Regions from separate parts of the Mus musculus genome. Here all the other regions are linked to region 2. A link is a loop called in an ENCODE intact Hi-C map of the cell type or tissue named here. Cell type or tissue: heart. All regions are shown on one strand. Each heading gives the region's core, and the rest is flanking DNA. Links, peaks and the distances in the headings are about the cores only.

Evidence for each region. A loop is a pair of places that touch in the nucleus more often than their neighbours do. Peaks named below come from ENCODE experiments on the same cell type or tissue, not always from the same donor. Only the 100,000 strongest peaks of a DNase experiment are listed, where the experiment ranks them.
Region 1: it touches region 2 in a loop (3-fold over the local background); 2 of 42 quality-filtered maps call a loop at or near these places.
Region 3: a loop joins it to region 2, with 2.3 times the contacts of the local background. A loop is called at or near these places in 2 of 42 quality-filtered maps.

What each region holds. Positions count from the first base shown.
Region 1 is chr14:73,174,156-73,179,647 of GRCm38, forward strand. It overlaps Rcbtb2 (regulator of chromosome condensation (RCC1) and BTB (POZ) domain containing protein 2), which reads left to right. Exons shown (of 15, transcript NM_001170694.1): 12 at 235-361; 13 at 2,840-2,979; 14 at 4,278-4,408. Among named protein-coding and RNA genes, the nearest start is that of Gm52109, 10 kb to the left of the region's middle. In heart, for the core only: no CTCF peak of the experiment used is centred there; no DNase peak of the experiment used is centred there; H3K27ac peaks cover 542 bases.
Region 2 is chr14:73,251,945-73,257,436 of GRCm38, forward strand. All of the region lies in intron 17 of Rb1 (RB transcriptional corepressor 1), which reads right to left. Among named protein-coding and RNA genes, the nearest start is that of Lpar6, 17 kb to the left of the region's middle. In heart, for the core only: a CTCF peak has its summit at 2,757; no DNase peak of the experiment used is centred there; H3K27ac peaks cover 272 bases.
Region 3 is chr14:73,207,010-73,212,501 of GRCm38, forward strand. Rb1 (RB transcriptional corepressor 1) reads right to left here. Exons shown (of 27, transcript NM_009029.3): 20 at 4,595-4,740; 21 at 206-310. Among named protein-coding and RNA genes, the nearest start is that of Mir687, 2.9 kb to the left of the region's middle. In heart, for the core only: no CTCF peak of the experiment used is centred there; a DNase peak (open chromatin) is centred at 2,442.

The DNA of each region.
Region 1 (5,492 bases), core at 849-4,848, 78 kb before region 2:
CGGACATCTTAAATCTGATTCAGTTAGTGAAACAGTTGGGAACATTTTTGGCTTTGGCAAGTTTACAATGAATGTTCAAAGGCGTGAATCCATACCCAGAGGCAAAAGCCTTGTATAGCTGTCAGTTGTTTGGGGGATTCAGCATTTCTGGAATGCCCAGCGAGTAGGGGCCTCCTCCTTGCCGTCATGTTCAACTATGACTGAACCCAGAAGCACTGTGTTGCTTTCCCTTAGAACCTGACGACCACCTCACTGTGGCCGAGTCTCTGAAGAGGGAGTTTGACAACCCTGACACTGCAGACCTCAAGTTTCTGGTTGATGGAAAATACATTTATGCTCACAAAGTCCTTCTCAAAATTAGGTAAGAGTGGGCCTCTGTGGGCAAGAGTGTCTAATGATCCCTGGGACCCAGATGGTGGGTAGGCAGATAGAGCTGGCTCCCATTCATGTCCTCTACATGCCTGCTGTTGTGGGTGTATGTCACACTAAATAGATGTTTAAAATAATTCGTAAGAGCTGGTCTCTTTTGAGGAGTGAAATTAATTCATTTATCAATCACTTCAGATATCCTGACTCTTGAGTAAGGGAACTGTGCCAGACACTTGAGTAATTAAGAGGCAGCTCTGATGAGGCTGTTTGTGCCCTTAAAGCACACAGTGTCAATGGGGTAGGAGTGGGGGAATGAGACAAGATGTGGAAGGCAAGGTGGGCCACAAGTACTGGGTTTGTTCAGGGAATAAGCCATGGAAGTTCTGGCTGTAGCTTAGTGCTGAATAAATAAGTTTTGCCCTTGGAACAGAGCCAGATGCTCTGATTTAACTTTACTGCCTGGGGCCTGAACACAGCCCTGCAGACAGCCCTGCAGACAGCCCTGAACACAGCACTGCAGACAGCCCTGAACACAGCCCTGCAGACAGCCCTGAACACAGCCCTGCAGGCAGCCCTGAACACAGCCCTGCAGACAGCCCTGAACACAGCCCTGCAGACAGTCTTGAACACAGCCCTGAACACAGCCTTGCAGACAGTCCTGAACACAGCACTGCAGATAGCTCTGAACACAGCCCTGCAGATAGCCCTGCAGACAGCCCTGAACACAGCCCTGTAGATAGCCCTGCAGACAGCCCTGAACACAGGCCTGCAGACAGCCCTGCAGATAGCCCTGAACACAGGTCTGCAGACAGCCCTGAACACAGCCCTGCAGACAGCCCTACAGACAGTCCTGAACACAGCTGGATTCGGATACAGCCATGCTGGAGAAAAAAAAAAGTGGTTTTTCCAGACCAAGAAGGACCTGGGTGATGCCAACACAAAAATGTTTTAAATCACACTTCTTACATTTACATTTATAAATGTAAATAAATTACATTTATTTATGTGAGCAGTGCATGATATTCACCTTATCTTTGTTCCATGTCACAGTCTATGAAGCCACCACCCTACCTTCAGATAGAAAAATCTGTCCTTCCCCAAAGATCCTAAGTCCCATACTGAGCAGCCAATGATTTTTTCCTTTCATACACACTACGCATGTTCTAGAAGCTCATATGTATGAAATTATATAGCATCTCTTCTTTCCTGCCTGCCTCTTTCCTTCCTAACATGATGATCTGGGACTGTGTTGCCACTGTGTCAAAGATATTGAAACCCTCTTTCCGTGACTCAGAAACCCAATATGGTATTTTGGTCTCAAGTTCCCATTCTGAAAGGTCACATAGTGCCACCTGGTTCACTCTCACCACGGAGCCTCTACTTTCACGAAGGAAATGGGGGTTTAGTTTACTGTGACAGAGCAAACACTGAACACGCTCAGCCTACACCATGACAACGCACTTTATCATATGAGCAGTATGGTGTTTTCTCTGAGGCAGGGAGAAGAACCAGGCCTACACTTGAGCTTGTGGTGGTCTGTGGCAATCTTCCTCTTTCTGAGGCATGACACGTAGCATTCTCCGAGTCTGCCTGTGTCCCAGGCTTCTCCTTTGTCTGATTGCCTTGGGGTCTACCACAGTGACTTGGCTTATGATGATTTTTGTAAAGAGCCTGTCTTCACATAAGTTCACATTGTCGGTTACTAGGAACTTTTAGGGACATAATTCAGACAGAATGGAGTAAAGAGACATAATTAATCAGTTATAAAAACAATACTTATCAGTAAAGACAGTGTGAGAAGGAGGCCAGAGATCCCCCGTCTCCCCCAGTCCAGCAGGCTGCATTGTAAAGTCAGCTGCTGGGCCGCCCACAGCAGCAGCAGTAGGCTGCAATGTAGAGTCAGATGCCTGGGCCACCTGCAGCAGCAGCAGCAGCAGCAGCAGCAGGCTGCATTTGCAGTCTTGCCGATTAGGCAATTGAAAAGCAAGGAGCCAAGGCAATGACAAGGTTTTTGGCAGTGTTCTGTGCCTGTACGAAAATGCCTGAGATAAGTAACTGACATAAAGGTTATTTGCTTACTTGGTGCGGCTGAACTGTAACTCCAGCTTGAAAGCTTACCCTGGCTTGGGGTTGATTTGGAGGTTTTGTTTGGGGCCTCCTGAAAAGCACCATATCTTGGTGGGAACTGCCTACTGGAACCACCCTACTACTGTCACAAATCAGGGGTCAAAGAGGAGCTTGGTCTCCATAAGTCCCCTTCAGTGCATTGCCCCAGTGATAGACCCCACACTAAGTTCCCTTCTCTAACCCTACCTCTTAAAGGTTCTACCACCTCCTATTATTGCTACCCTGGGACCAAGTTTTGACAGACTAGCAAACAGGAAAGGTATACAGCTTCAAGAGAAAGTCCTCAGGTAGTCCCTTGACTCCAGTCTAGAACCTGGGCTATGATCTTCCTTTCTTCTTTCAGGTGTGAACATTTTCGTTCTTCATTAGAAGACAGTGAAGACGATATTGTAGAAATGAGCGAGTTTTCGTATCCTGTGTTCCGAGCTTTCCTGGAGTATCTATACACAGATAACATCAGCCTATCTCCTGAGGAGGCAGTAGGTAATCATCAGAGACCTTACCACCAAGTTGGCAAATGTTGAATAATTAGGAAGGTGGCTTCTTTCCAGGCCAGGAGACAGACACTGCGATGTTTGCAGGAGCTCTTCTGGTGATGTTGAGCCTGCGCTTTTCTCTTTTTGGTCCTTGGATGTAGCATTTGCCTTTTCTCAGACTCTGCCACTGAGCTACACCCTCAGGCCCAGAACGCAGACTTCCCTTGTCACTACTACATATGAAGGTTGAGTGGGTAGCTCTAGTAAGAGGTCAACATCGATCACCACTGGAGCATCACAGGCAAGCATGGAAGGAAGGGCAGATGGCGAATCTTGTCTGTGAATGCAGAGCCCTAGAAGATCTCTTTGTCATTGCCCCAGAGTAGATCAAGGCCATGTCTGCTACACTCGGCTGTGAAAGTGGGCATTTTAGGTAACTCAGTTAAACATTTCACAATCTGAAATCTATTATATAGGTAATAGATTTTTTTTTTCATTTGGAGAAATCAATGAATAAGAATGTGAGGGTTGAAGACCAGGTCATGCCCAGGGAAAATAGCCTAGCCAAGAGAACAAAAGAAGAGCCACTGATTAAAGAGAAAAGAAACATTAGCAAGTAACAGAGTGCCCGGGGTCAGAGCATGTATGTCCCCACAGTACACTCTGGGTGAGTATTGAATAAGAGGACTCCAGATCAGTCTTTGAATTTGGCACAGTGAAGCCCATTTATGTGTGGGAAGACTCAACCGTGGGGCAGCTTCAGACAGTGGCAAGTGAGAGCGACAGCTAATGAGACTGCTCTCTGAGAGACTGCTCTCCAGGAGTGATGCTGAAGCGAAGCGGGGCAGAAAGATGGGTTGGAGGACAGGAGGCAGATGTGCCCACGACAGGGGATTCCTTTGTGTTATCTGGTGCTGGAACTGAAGGCAGGCTTGGCCTGCTGAGCTTGTGCACTGTGTCACTGCCCACTCCCAACCCAACCGGCTTTCTTTTTAATTCCGTGACAACATGTGTGCTGGTGGGCGTGGCCTCCAAAGATTCTGCTGACCCAGGAGAGGGGAATTCAGAGAAACACAAACCTGTTTCATTTCTAGGAAAAATTATTCAAGCCATTCTGATGTTAACTCCTATCCGTTGTCAGTGTCAGCTCAGCTCAGCTGTCTTCCCGGGGTGCTGTGAAGGCGGCTTCAGAGTTGCAGAGCTCATTTTGCCCGACGGATGGAAGCCCTTCACAGCCCTCTGAGCACTGCACCTCAATGGTCAGGCGCTCAGAGCGCACCCACAATACATTCTCCTTTCCATCAGGGTTGCTAGATCTGGCTACATTTTACAGTGAGACTCGGTTGAAAAAGCTCTGTCAACAAACTATCAAGCAAGGAATCTGTGAGGAGAATGCTATTGCTCTGCTCTCTGCTGCTGTCAAGTATGATGCCCAGGTAAGAAAAGCATCTTCCAGTGAGCCACTAAAAGTAACGTGTAGCTAGATGAAAATGGAACATACAGAAATAAAGTCTTAGAGAACTTATGTGACTATAATGGCATCAAACGTGTCTCAGGAACATTAGAAGAAGACACTGTGAAAGGCCAGGAGACCTAATTTCCAGTGATTAAAATCTTTCTACATCAAGCATGAAATGACTCTCAGGCCGAGCCTCACAGTGTGAGTTCAGGACCCACATATGGAAGGAGAGAACTGTCTCCAAATTGTCCCCGAGCTCCATACATGTGCTGTGACATGCACCATGGACAAGCTCCATACATGTGCTGTGACATGCACCATGGACAAGCTCCATACATGTGCTGTGACATGCACCATGGACAAGCACACACACACACATAAATTCACAAGTAAGTTAAATGACACATTGAGAAAATGTTTTCATAACATACAATAAAGCAAGTTCTTCATAGAAAAAAATGAAAAGAAAATATGGGCAGTTTGACTGGGAGAAAAATGAACCAAAGAACGAATGGCAAACATAATGAATGAGAGAAGCAGGAGATGATTCTGTCCTTAAAGAGCACATACTCGCACGGGGCGATCAGACGTGGTTTGTATTTCCTTCTCCTTGCTCTCTTCCTGAACTTTCTGCAGTGGCTGTGAATTGTCACGATAAAGAAAGGAAAGAGCCTTAATTTAGAGCTGAATCAGTAGGAAACAGGCCATAGCTGCTTGGAGTCAGCTTCCTCTTGGCATAGGATAGCCTCCCTCCCCACTGACTTTAAAAAATAGATTAGTGAGGGAGACTGGTAAAGACGGAGTGCCCTTTTCCTTTTTGGTAAACAGTAACATGCTTATGTAGGGGATTCTAAGTCTGCGGAGGAAACAATGCAGGGAGCAGACTATATGACTGTTCTGTCCATGGGCCTGGCTGCCCCCAGCACCCCAGGGCAGAGCTCAGTCCGCCTTCCTTTACTTTCTATTAAAAACTTTGTTTTGTGGTTCTACACATTGAATTTTAGACCTTTGTACTAGCCAGGCAAGAGCTGACCTCTGAGCTAGATCCCCAGCTGTCTTGT
Region 2 (5,492 bases), core at 991-4,990:
CAGAGAGTAATTTTATCTTTCTCTGTATTTTACTATTACTTATTCCTTGTTTATTGGAGACAGGTAGCTTTCTTAAGATTCCAGAGCATAGGTTTTGACTCCCAAAATTCAAGCAACAGTAAGATACCAAAACACTGAGAAATAAGTACCCGCTTGTGAGAAAAGAGGACAAGTACTGGTTTAAAAAGTGTAACATTTGGGGCTGGAGAGATGGGTCAATGGTTAGAGCACTGGATGTTCTTGTAGAAAACCCAGTTCAGTTCCTAGCACCTATGAACCTCCAGTTCCAGAGGACTTGATGTTTTCTTTTGATCTCTACAGGCATGAGGCACACAAGTGGTATATATATACACACATAAGCAAAACACTCACACATATAATCTAATACAACTAAAAAAGCAAACACAAAAGCCTGTAGCAATCTTTAGTGAATGAGTCCTCCAGTGCACTAACATAATCATGTCTGCAATGGCATCGTCAGCGTGAGAGCAAAAGTACTAAAGCAGGCTTTGTGAGAGAAGGAGGCACAGACTGTTCCAAGAACCCTCCCACCCCACTAGCACACAAAGCTACTGCAGAAAATTGTCTGCTGTCTTCCCTTGTATAAAATACCTCCTTTTTACTCATGGCTGGCTTTTCATCTTCATCAGGAGTAATTTGCAGAGGGGTTGCTTTGTGCATTAGTTTGTGAATATAGGGTCTCCTTCTGTGACCTAGGCCTGCCTAGAACTCAGAAAACAAACTGCTGCTGCAGCTTTTGAATGCTGGGTTTTAGGTAACTGTTAGGGCCACCTTCATATCCTCGATCGCTGCACATTCCCAAATCTGTTGTAAGCAGTCTCTCATCCATGTGTGCTCACTAGTTTGACTCTTACTGGTCTGTCATCTTCCTTCCTTCCCTCCCTCTTTCCTCCTTCCTTTTTTCCTTTTTTTTTTTGCCATAGCTCAGCACAGCACTGTAATTCACTTCTCTACTAGATCACAAGTTCCTTGGAGGCTTGGGGCTATTTCTCATGTTTTGTTTCTTTCACTTGGGCAACTGCAGTTCTTTCCAAATGGCTGATATGCAGAAAGAAGGAGAAAGGAAGTAAAGAAGAAGAGGAAAATGAGGGCCCGGTATTGTCTTGGGAAAAAAAAAGGGCTTTTCTTAAATAATTTAGAAACTATGAAGTAATTCTTTTTGTCAGAGACACACAACCTAGAATATCCCTGAGCCCTATTTCAGCCAGTATCAACAATGTATTCTGAACAAAATAAAATATTTTTCACTTTGACTGTGAAGTCAAGTCTCCCAAGTTACCCAAGACCATAACAGTGAATTGTGGAAAATAGAGGTGTGATATTAAAGAGAAAATGGATCATGGTAAGATATGTTTTCAGAAAGAATTGATTTTAAGAAAAAAAAATCACATGGTAGAAAAAAATCACATTCCAGTCCCCTGGTTCTTGTGTAACTGTCAACATGGCCTGCGCTGTGTCATTGTCCTAACCCACAGTTTTAAAAGTTACTAAGTCAAGTAATCATTATCTCACAATTCAATTGTTTTCCTGTAAGGCACAATTCTTTGTAAACTGTAACTTAAAAAGAAAAAAAAAAAAAAAAAGCCAGCGTATTGTTTCACAGCCAATAGCACAGGCAGGCACGCAACCTTTGTGCCCAGTGCACCAGAGGTTAATGATTCACCACGGAACCAGACAATACAGGTTCTTTCTTTGGCTCCTTCCTTGGCTTTTACAGAGCCACAGGCTTTTCTCCCTTTTGTGTTCACTTCCTGTCAACACTGACTTTTCAAAAGATACCAAAACATCTCAAAAATCTGTTTGTGAGTTTGCTACCAAATCAGGACTCAAACAGGCTGAGTCACTTACTACCATAGTACTGGTGTATAATACTGTGCTTCATGTAATATCTGGGGAAAGAACTGACAAGAAAAATGTTTAACCTTTATATGTAAGAGTATAGTGATCAAAACTAATGTATAAGAACATAGTAATCAAATTAGCTGCATAAGCAAACTCCCTTGTGTTTGGTGACTGAGTCAGCCACGTCTGTCAGTATTTACAGACACAACTTTCTTGTGGTTTTCTAGATAGTATTAAGAGGAAATAATGAACTACTAGCACTTCGGTGTCTCCACAGAGTCAGCTGTACTCCAGAACAGCCCCCACAGAAACACTGTCCTAAACAGTCCTCAGGGACTTCGACATCATAGTTATATGGATCTCACCAATCATGAAGCCTTTCACTTAGAAACTGACAGCCCTGCTGGAGAACAAGAACCAGATTTTGTGGTTTTAAACAACTACAAAACTGAAATAAATAAATAAATAAATAAATAAATAAATAAATAAATAAATCAAAACAAAACAAAACAAAACAAAACAAAACAAAAAAACAGTTCTCAAATGGTGAGCAGCAGGACAAAGGCCCACGAGAGTCCCATGAGACAGCATGCTGCAGCCCACTGCAGGGAAAGTATCCTAGCCGAAACACCGACAGACAATGATGGGAATGGAAACCCACTGGCTCCCAACAAACACAAGTCAACAGCACTGAGGGGACAGGATTCACACAACAGAGCTGAGCAGGTCTGTGGAGACCCACTTCAGCTGGGGCACAGCAGTCCACACCCATGAGATAACTCCCCAGGACTAAAGACGAAGAAGCCCTGGGGGAGCAGAGGCACTGCTGGAGTCCAAACTGCTTCCTACCTGCCACAGTAGACGAGCTTATGATCCATCTACAGGCAGCAGCAGGTAAAGTACTTACAAGATCACCTCTTGGATAGTGGGGGAAATTAGAAAAAGTTTCTGGAATCAGAAAGAAACAAACAAAAAAAGAAAAAAGAAGAGAAAAAGAAAAAGAAAAAGCTGGAGGGAGGGGAGGGAGTACAAAACAATTAAGCTACTTACAATTTAAATGTGTCCCAAAGCACAACTCAAGAATATTATTAAGAATATGAAAATATCCAGGAACCAGTAAGGCAAAATTCACAATATTTAACGTCTAGTAAAATATCACTGCCAGGCAGTGGTGGTGCACGCCTTTAATCCTAGCACTTGGGAGGCAGAGGCAGATGGATCTCTGAGTTTGAGGCCAGCCTGGTCTACAGAGTGAGTTCCAGGACAGCCAGGGCTACACAGAGAAACCCCGTCTCGAAAAACAAAACAAAAAACAAATCACCAAGAGGCAAAAAAACCAAGTGGCTGTTAGAAAGGAGAGAATCAGTCAATAGGAACACATCTAAAAAGAATAGACATTAGAGTAAGCAGTTAGATGATTAAAAAGTTATAAACACCTATGTTCCATGTGTCCAAGAAGGCAAAGGAGCATAAATCTGTTAAAGGGATATAAAAGGAATCTAAATAAAAATTTCTAGAGTTAAAAATATAGTGTCTAGTATGCACATAAAATTAAGAGCAGATTAAATACTTCAGAAGAAAAATACCAATAAGCTTGAAGGTACAGCTATAGAAACCTCTAAAATGAACTACCTCACACAAGCATCCTTTAAAAGAGGAGGAGGGGTGTGGCAACAGCCACAAGCAACTTAACATACACATAAAAGAGGGACCTCAAAAGAGAAGGCAGAGAGGTCAATACGAACACCCTAACCTGTGCTTAAGGGCCTGGCTGTCCAAGAGCGATACATCCTACACTTCCACACACCCAAAGCAGAGACAAGATAAAGGCATGCTATGGGAAAACGGATGAGAACCAACAATAGGGGGAAAATCTTACAGGGAGCCAGAAAGAGGAAATCTTCCCCAGCAGAGAAACACCACAGTGACTTCAGAAGGGAGGCAAACCCAGACAGTACAGCAGCTTGTTTAAACAGGAAAAGAAAGCTGTAACCTAGATTTCTTTGCTTAGTCAAATAGCTTCCAAGCATGAAGTGACCTGTTTTTCCAGCCACACAAAAGTTGAAATAGTCCTTACAGATAGATGTGAACCCAAAAAAATTTAAATGAATGAATAAAAAGTTCTTGGAGAAAGAAGGAAAATAAATCAGATGAAAATCTAAATCTCTATGAAAAATAAAGAACACCAGAAAGAAAAACATGTAAATAAATAAAAATACTCCCCCCCCCCCCCCCAGACAGGGTTTCTCTGTGTAGCCCTGGCTGTCCTGGAACTCACTTTGTAGACCAGGTTGGCCTCCAACTCAGAAATCCACCTGCCTCTGCCTCCCGAGTGCTGGGATTAAAGGCGTGAGCTACCACACCCGGCTCACATTTTTTATTTTTTATTTATATCTTATTCTCTCTCTTTCTCTAAAAGACAAGCAATGGGCTTAGCATGGTCCTTCATGCTTTTTTAATCCCAACACTCTGGAGGCAAAGGCAGGTGGATCGCTGTGAAATTGAGGTCAGCCTGGCTTATAGAGTTGTAGGCCATCCAGGGCTTAAAGGAAGGAAGGCGGATGGAGGGAAGAGAACGGATGCGCTACAGCAGAGCTTACACCAGTGCACTGCTTTTATAACTTCTGGTGAGATAATATGTATTACAGTAACAGCCCCAAAGCTGGGAGACAAATGGTAAGTATTCTGCTCAAATGTTTCTCTTTCCCATTCTTATCCACCACCCTTCCTTTTGTTTGTTTGTTTATTTTTATGTTAGTTAATTCGTTATTTATTTTGTTTTTAAGACAAAGTTTTACTCTGCTGCCCAGGCTGGCCTTGAACTCCTAGATGGAAGTAATTTTCCTGCTTTGCCTCCAGAGTAAGGTACTGTGTCCTGTATACCTGGCTGCTAGATCCTTACACTACACAGAAAGTTGTAAAATAATATTCAAAGGTAGACTGAGATATTAAGGTCACATGTTATAAATCTTAAATTAATACCACTAATTAAAAAATAAAACGAAGGAGTCTAAGTAGTAAGCCTACAGAGAAGATAAAATGGATTAAAATATTCAATGCAGAAGAAGGCCAAAAGGAGGAAAATGAACAAAGAGACAGCTAAGAAGACAGCACCAGGAGAATTGAATTCCAGCCATATCACTAATCACACTGATGTAAAACTTCTAGAAGCTGAGCATGGTGGCATGCTTATAATCCCAGAAGCTGGGATACAAGGCAGAAAGACTGTTCTGAACAATGACTGCAGCACAAACAGGTTACAGGAGACTCTGCCTCAAAAGAACCAAAAAAAAACAAACACACAACAAACAAAAATCAGAGAGAATAGAGGAGTGGGGGAAGGGACAAAAAGGAAAGAGGAAGATGAGAGACAGAGAAATGAAATATTTCAAATGTCTCAAAGAAAGATTATTATCCAACTGATGACAATAAAAACCCAGATCAAGATCCAATGATGCACTGCCTTAGGGCGATACGCATTCACTTGAAGAAAATGACACAGATAAGTTACAAACTAAATAAAGGGAGAGAGAGCCATATCGCTATTAACGGAAGAAAGCTGAAACACGTTTCCTACGTGAGACAGCTGTTGCACAATGTATCACCAGACAGAGCATTTTTCATAGAGA
Region 3 (5,492 bases), core at 849-4,848, 45 kb before region 2:
ACCCCAGTTATTATTATATACAAATATAGTACTATTTATGAAGATTTGGATTTCATAGTTTGCCATAGTTTTATAATTATACTTCAGTTACAAATAATTAACCAACACTAAAGAAGTAAATAAGGATATATGATCTCTATTTAACAACTGAAGTAAACTATGAATACTGATTTATTTTTCAGTCTTACCATGAGCGGCTACCTACCTCCTGGGCAGCGTGAGGAAGATCCTTGTAGGCAGTGACGATGATTTTGAACTTGAGGTCGATGTTCTTCACCTTGCAGATGCCATACATAGAGCACATCATAATCTAGCAAGCGAGTGACAGAGGCATGAGGGACCATACTACCTCACCTGGCTCTTTTAAGTATTATTAAAAGAAGGAAATTTAATTTCTTCTGAGTTTTCCCCTTATTCTGAGCTGTTCAAAAGTCTACATAAGGTATTTAATCAAAACATTTGTATTTACAGAACAAAATGCAAGCAGCTAACTCAATTACTCATGACTGACTACCAAGTTTGTAAAGTACCCTGACTTTGGCTTCAGTTCTTTAGTATATATCAAAAGTATTGAAACTCTTAGAACAAGCTAATTGTATGATGAATACTGTTTTAAGGCTGTGTGAAAAGTTTCAAGCTATCAACTGAAGTGACATGTAATAATCTAGGGAGTAAGAAAGTGCTGCTGACAGACCTTACATTGCTCATGGTGTTGTGATCTGTGATCTGAATGTAGGCTGGATCTGTTTTGTTGCTCAATTTTCATCAGAACATATCCTTATGATAAATGGATTTTCTATATGGTATCTTTCAATAAAACAACATTTAAAATGTAAAACTAAGATTTGAAAATGATTCCCTGGGGCCTTAAATATCAATTTTTAAAACGGCTTTTTTGGTCTAGTTCAAGTGTTGGTCATTTCTGTACCATTTTTGCTTCCATCTGCTCTGAGCAAAGGTTTCTATCCCCACCCCTGCTCAGTGTGTGATGACTGAGCTTCCCACCGAGCGCCACTGATGACGACAGACCAACTGATAGTCTTCTTCTACTTTAATATCTTCACGTTTCACTCATAAAACTCGGAATTGCAAAAAAAAAAAATCTCTAGGAATCTGGGTTTCCCTTTTATAGAAAGTGGCAGGAACATAAAATAATAGCTATCTATTTAAAAACACAGTGTACTGCAGCTTATACATCCAAATACATGTTAAGTTATAATTATGTTTTTGTTTAAAATATCATTCTTGTTGGGAACATTACCAGTCTTACTGAAATAAGAGGATTATATGAGAATATTATGAAAATTATGCACCACTAAAAGAACTAAGATGACACTAAGTTCCTCAAGTTATGCAGATGCCAATATCGACTGAAAAGTAAAAAAGCTAATTTTGAATTACTAAACAGTAAGTGTTCACACACACACACACACACACACACAAATCCCCATACCTATGGGACCTCATTGGTGAATTCAGCAAAATTCCAAGAAGAAAAAGACTCAATATCAATATCAATTCTTAAAAAGTTCTTCTGAAATTAGAAGTTCCCAACTATCTGTATGAAGCTAATACTTTGCTGATACAAAAATCACACAGATCAACAAAACAATGAAATAAAAATAATTTCCTTTATTATTAAAGAGAATAGAATACATAGGAGTATAGTTAATAAAATAAATGTAAGGGGCTGGAGAGATGGCTCAGCAGTTAAGAGCACCAACTGCTCTTCTGAAGGTCCTGAGTTCAAATCCCAGCAACCATATGATGACTCACAACCATCTGTAATGAGATCTGATTCCCTTTTGTGGAGTGGAGTATCTGAAGACGGCTACAGTGTACTTACTTATAATAAGTAAATAAATCTTTAAAAAAATAAATGTAAGACTTGTATTCTGAAAACTATAAACTATTATTGAAAGAAATTAAAGCCTGGAAGGATGGGAAGGAGCCGCATCCTCCGTATGGATTGAAGACTTCATGCTACATGTGACATCCCCCAAACTGACACATTAGCCCGTGAACTTTCTTTCAAAATCTTCAGAGAAAATGACAAGTCAGTCCTAAAACTCACATGGAAATTTAAGTTTCAGGACAGTTAAATTGATCTTGCAAAAAGAACAAAGTACAATTGTGTCTCTTTATTCCAAAAAATTGGAATGCTATAGTAACTAAGACAGTGTATTCTCACCAAAATAGCTACATAGATAACAGACTGGAAATGAGTCTCAGGAATAAACATGTGTACACTAAAAAAAAAAAAAAATCAATAGACTTTCAACAGCTGTCAACAGAGAAAAAGAAAAAGAATAATAATAAAAAAAAAGGATGCATTTCAAGAGATGGTGTGGGAATGGGCATAGCTCAGTGAAGTGTTTGCCACAAAGTAAGAGGCCCTGGATTCACACCAAGGAGAAAGAGTGAGAGGAAAGAGGGGGGTGGGGCTCCTGTGCTGGAACAACTGGAGGGAGAAGTCCTCCCCTGCCCTCTTGCAAAACTAAGTCAAAGTGGATTGAAACTGAAACAGAAAACTAAGAGCACAAAGCTCTTGGGAAAAATGAGGTCTTGATGCCTCCAAACTTGACAATGTTTTTGTTCATACATCAAAATACCAGTAGCCAAAACAACCAACCATCACCACCAACAACAACAAAAAAAAAAGAAGCAAAAAACAAAACAAAAAACAAACCAAAGATGACCTGAAGTTTCTCAGAGGATAAAACATTTTCAAAACACATATTTCATAGAAAAAGATATATACAGAACATATTTTTTTTTTAAATCATTGCCGCCTGTTGTGGTGGCTGTGCCTTTAATTCCAGAACTGAGGGGCAGACTTAGGCAGAGCTCTGTGAGTTTGAGGTCTGTTTGCACACCGCCACGCTCAGTGAGGAAGACTCTTGCTGTCTTTTCAGAAAGGATTTTAACACACACTTCTCTAAAGCAGATGTTCGCTATCATTAGCTACCAGCTACATATGCCTATGATCCAGCCCCAGGGGACCCAATGTCTCTGGCCTTCACAGATACTGTAAACATGCATGTACCTACACATAGAAACACCCTCCCACACACACTTAAAAATAATAAATCTTTAAAAATAAAACATAAATTGGTAAAGCCATTTTAGAAAATATCCCTGCCATTTCTCAAAAAGGTTAAAGATTTAACATATGACCCAGAAATTTTACTTACATATACATAGAAAAATAAAAACATGTTTTACAAACCTTATATATGAATATTGACATTATTCATAATACATCAAAGAAGAAATAATCCAGTTTCTATCAACTGATGAATTATAAACATAATGTAGTATGTGACAGAAACTACAACACAGATGAACCTTGAACCTGTGCTCTATAAAGAAGCCATCCACACTCAAGGCTGGGGACGAAGTTCAGTGGAAGAACATTTGCCTAGGATTTGCAAGGTCATAGAACTCAGTCAGGACCCTACCCTGCACACCTGCACACACGTGCGCGCGCGCGCACACACACACACACACACACACCCTAAATATGAAATTACATATGATTCTATTTACATAAAATGTTCAGATTCGACAAATCTACAGAAAAAGAAAGTAGATTTATGTTGTTGAGGACTCTTAGAGACAACAGAGTTTCTCTTTGGTGTGAGAAAATGGTTTAAATAAAATAGATTGTGTTAGTAGTTTTACAACTCTACAAATATACTAAATCACTGAACTATACATTTAAAAATGTATGCTTTGATAAACTGCACACACTCCTCTAAATGTTTTTTATCCCCTTTAAGAAGAAAAAGGAAGCTAGGAGGAATTATTCTGTTTATAAGCCCCACTTTCCTTCCCCTCCCCACATTCCTGTTTTGGAGTCTCTGATTCTTTGTAAATCTTTTTTTGTTGTTGTTGTTTTTGTTTGTTTGTTTGTTTGTTTGTTTCAAGACAGGGTTTCTCTGTGTAGCCCTGGTTGTCCTGGAACTCACTTTGTAGACCAGGCTGGCCTCGAACTCAGAAATCCGCCTGTCTCTGCCTCCCGAGTGCTGGGATTAAAGGCGTGCACCACCACCACCCGGCTGTAAATCATTTTTTGTTACTAGGATCAGAGCACCAGTGCTCTGTGTATGACAGGCAAATGCTTCACCACTGAACTACAACACCAGCTTTTTTATTATTGAATTTTGAGACAGAGTCTCACTAAGTGGCCAGAGTGGTCTTGAACTTAACATGTAGTGCTGGCAAGTCCTCAAATTTGTGAGTCAGCCTCTCAAGAATAGTTGTGATTACAGGCATACACCATATCTCCTGGTTAGATAGCTGGCTGGTCTCTGGCTCATGTCATTTCCACAGTAAAATGAAATCTAGCTTATCACAATACAGAAAAGGTTAAATGTTTGTGTCATTAAATAGTTATTAAAATATATACCTCTAATTTGTAAAAGCTATATAAAAAATATAAATGGTATTCAACAAGGAACTCTATGTATGTTATACAATGTATGGTAATATATACTACTAAGCTAATGTAGATGGTCACTTGAATGTGATATATAGCACACAGTCAACTATGAGCAGGAAGAAACGATGGGGAAGTGACTGCTTTTCTTACCTGGTCCAAATGTCGGTCTCTCATGAGCTCATACTCATTTTGCAATGTATGCTGAAACAGAGTCCAGATGATGTGCTCTAGCTCTGGGTGGTCAGACAGAAGGCGTGCACAGAGTGTATTTAGTCGGAGATATGCTAGACGGTACACTGCAGACAGAAGGTGAAAGGGCCTGCTTACTGTCCATTCTCAATTATGAGGGGATTTTTTTTTGAAACATTAAATTCCTTTATACTATTGTAAGTAGCATTTAAACAATAGCCTAACCTCCAAGGCTGTTTTCCTTAAATAAATGACCCCTAGTATTAGCAGCATTCCATACACAAGGCTCAGTAATACTTGCTGAATTAGCTATTAAATTATGAAACCAAGGCAGAAGGGAAAGGTCATATGATCTTGTGAAATCAGACAGACAAAATACGATTTCCTTTGGTTCTGTCGGTAATTATTCAGCATAGGTGTTGGAAATTTCCATTAACAATTTTAGAGCCGGGAGGATGGTGGTGGCACACGCCTTTAATCCCAGCACTTGGGAGGCAGAGGCAGGCGGATTTCTGAGTTCGAGGCCAGCCTGGTCTACAGAGTGAGTTCCAGGACAGCCAGGGTTATATAGAGAAACATTGTCTCGAAAAACCAAAAAAGAAAAAAAAAAAAACCTAAAAAACAATATTAGAGACATTATTTTTAAATAATGGAATTGCAAGTGATTATTCTCTTTCCCAATCCTAAAAGAAAAGCTCTTACCATGCATTTTTATATAAATATCAGTGGAACATAAACTTGAAAATTATAAACTGTACTGGTGCAAAATGATGTGACAGAAATTTAGTTTAAGAGTACCACTACAAATACAACTTCTGAGAGAAGGAATCTGAATTTTATACATTTACTCATGGTTCAA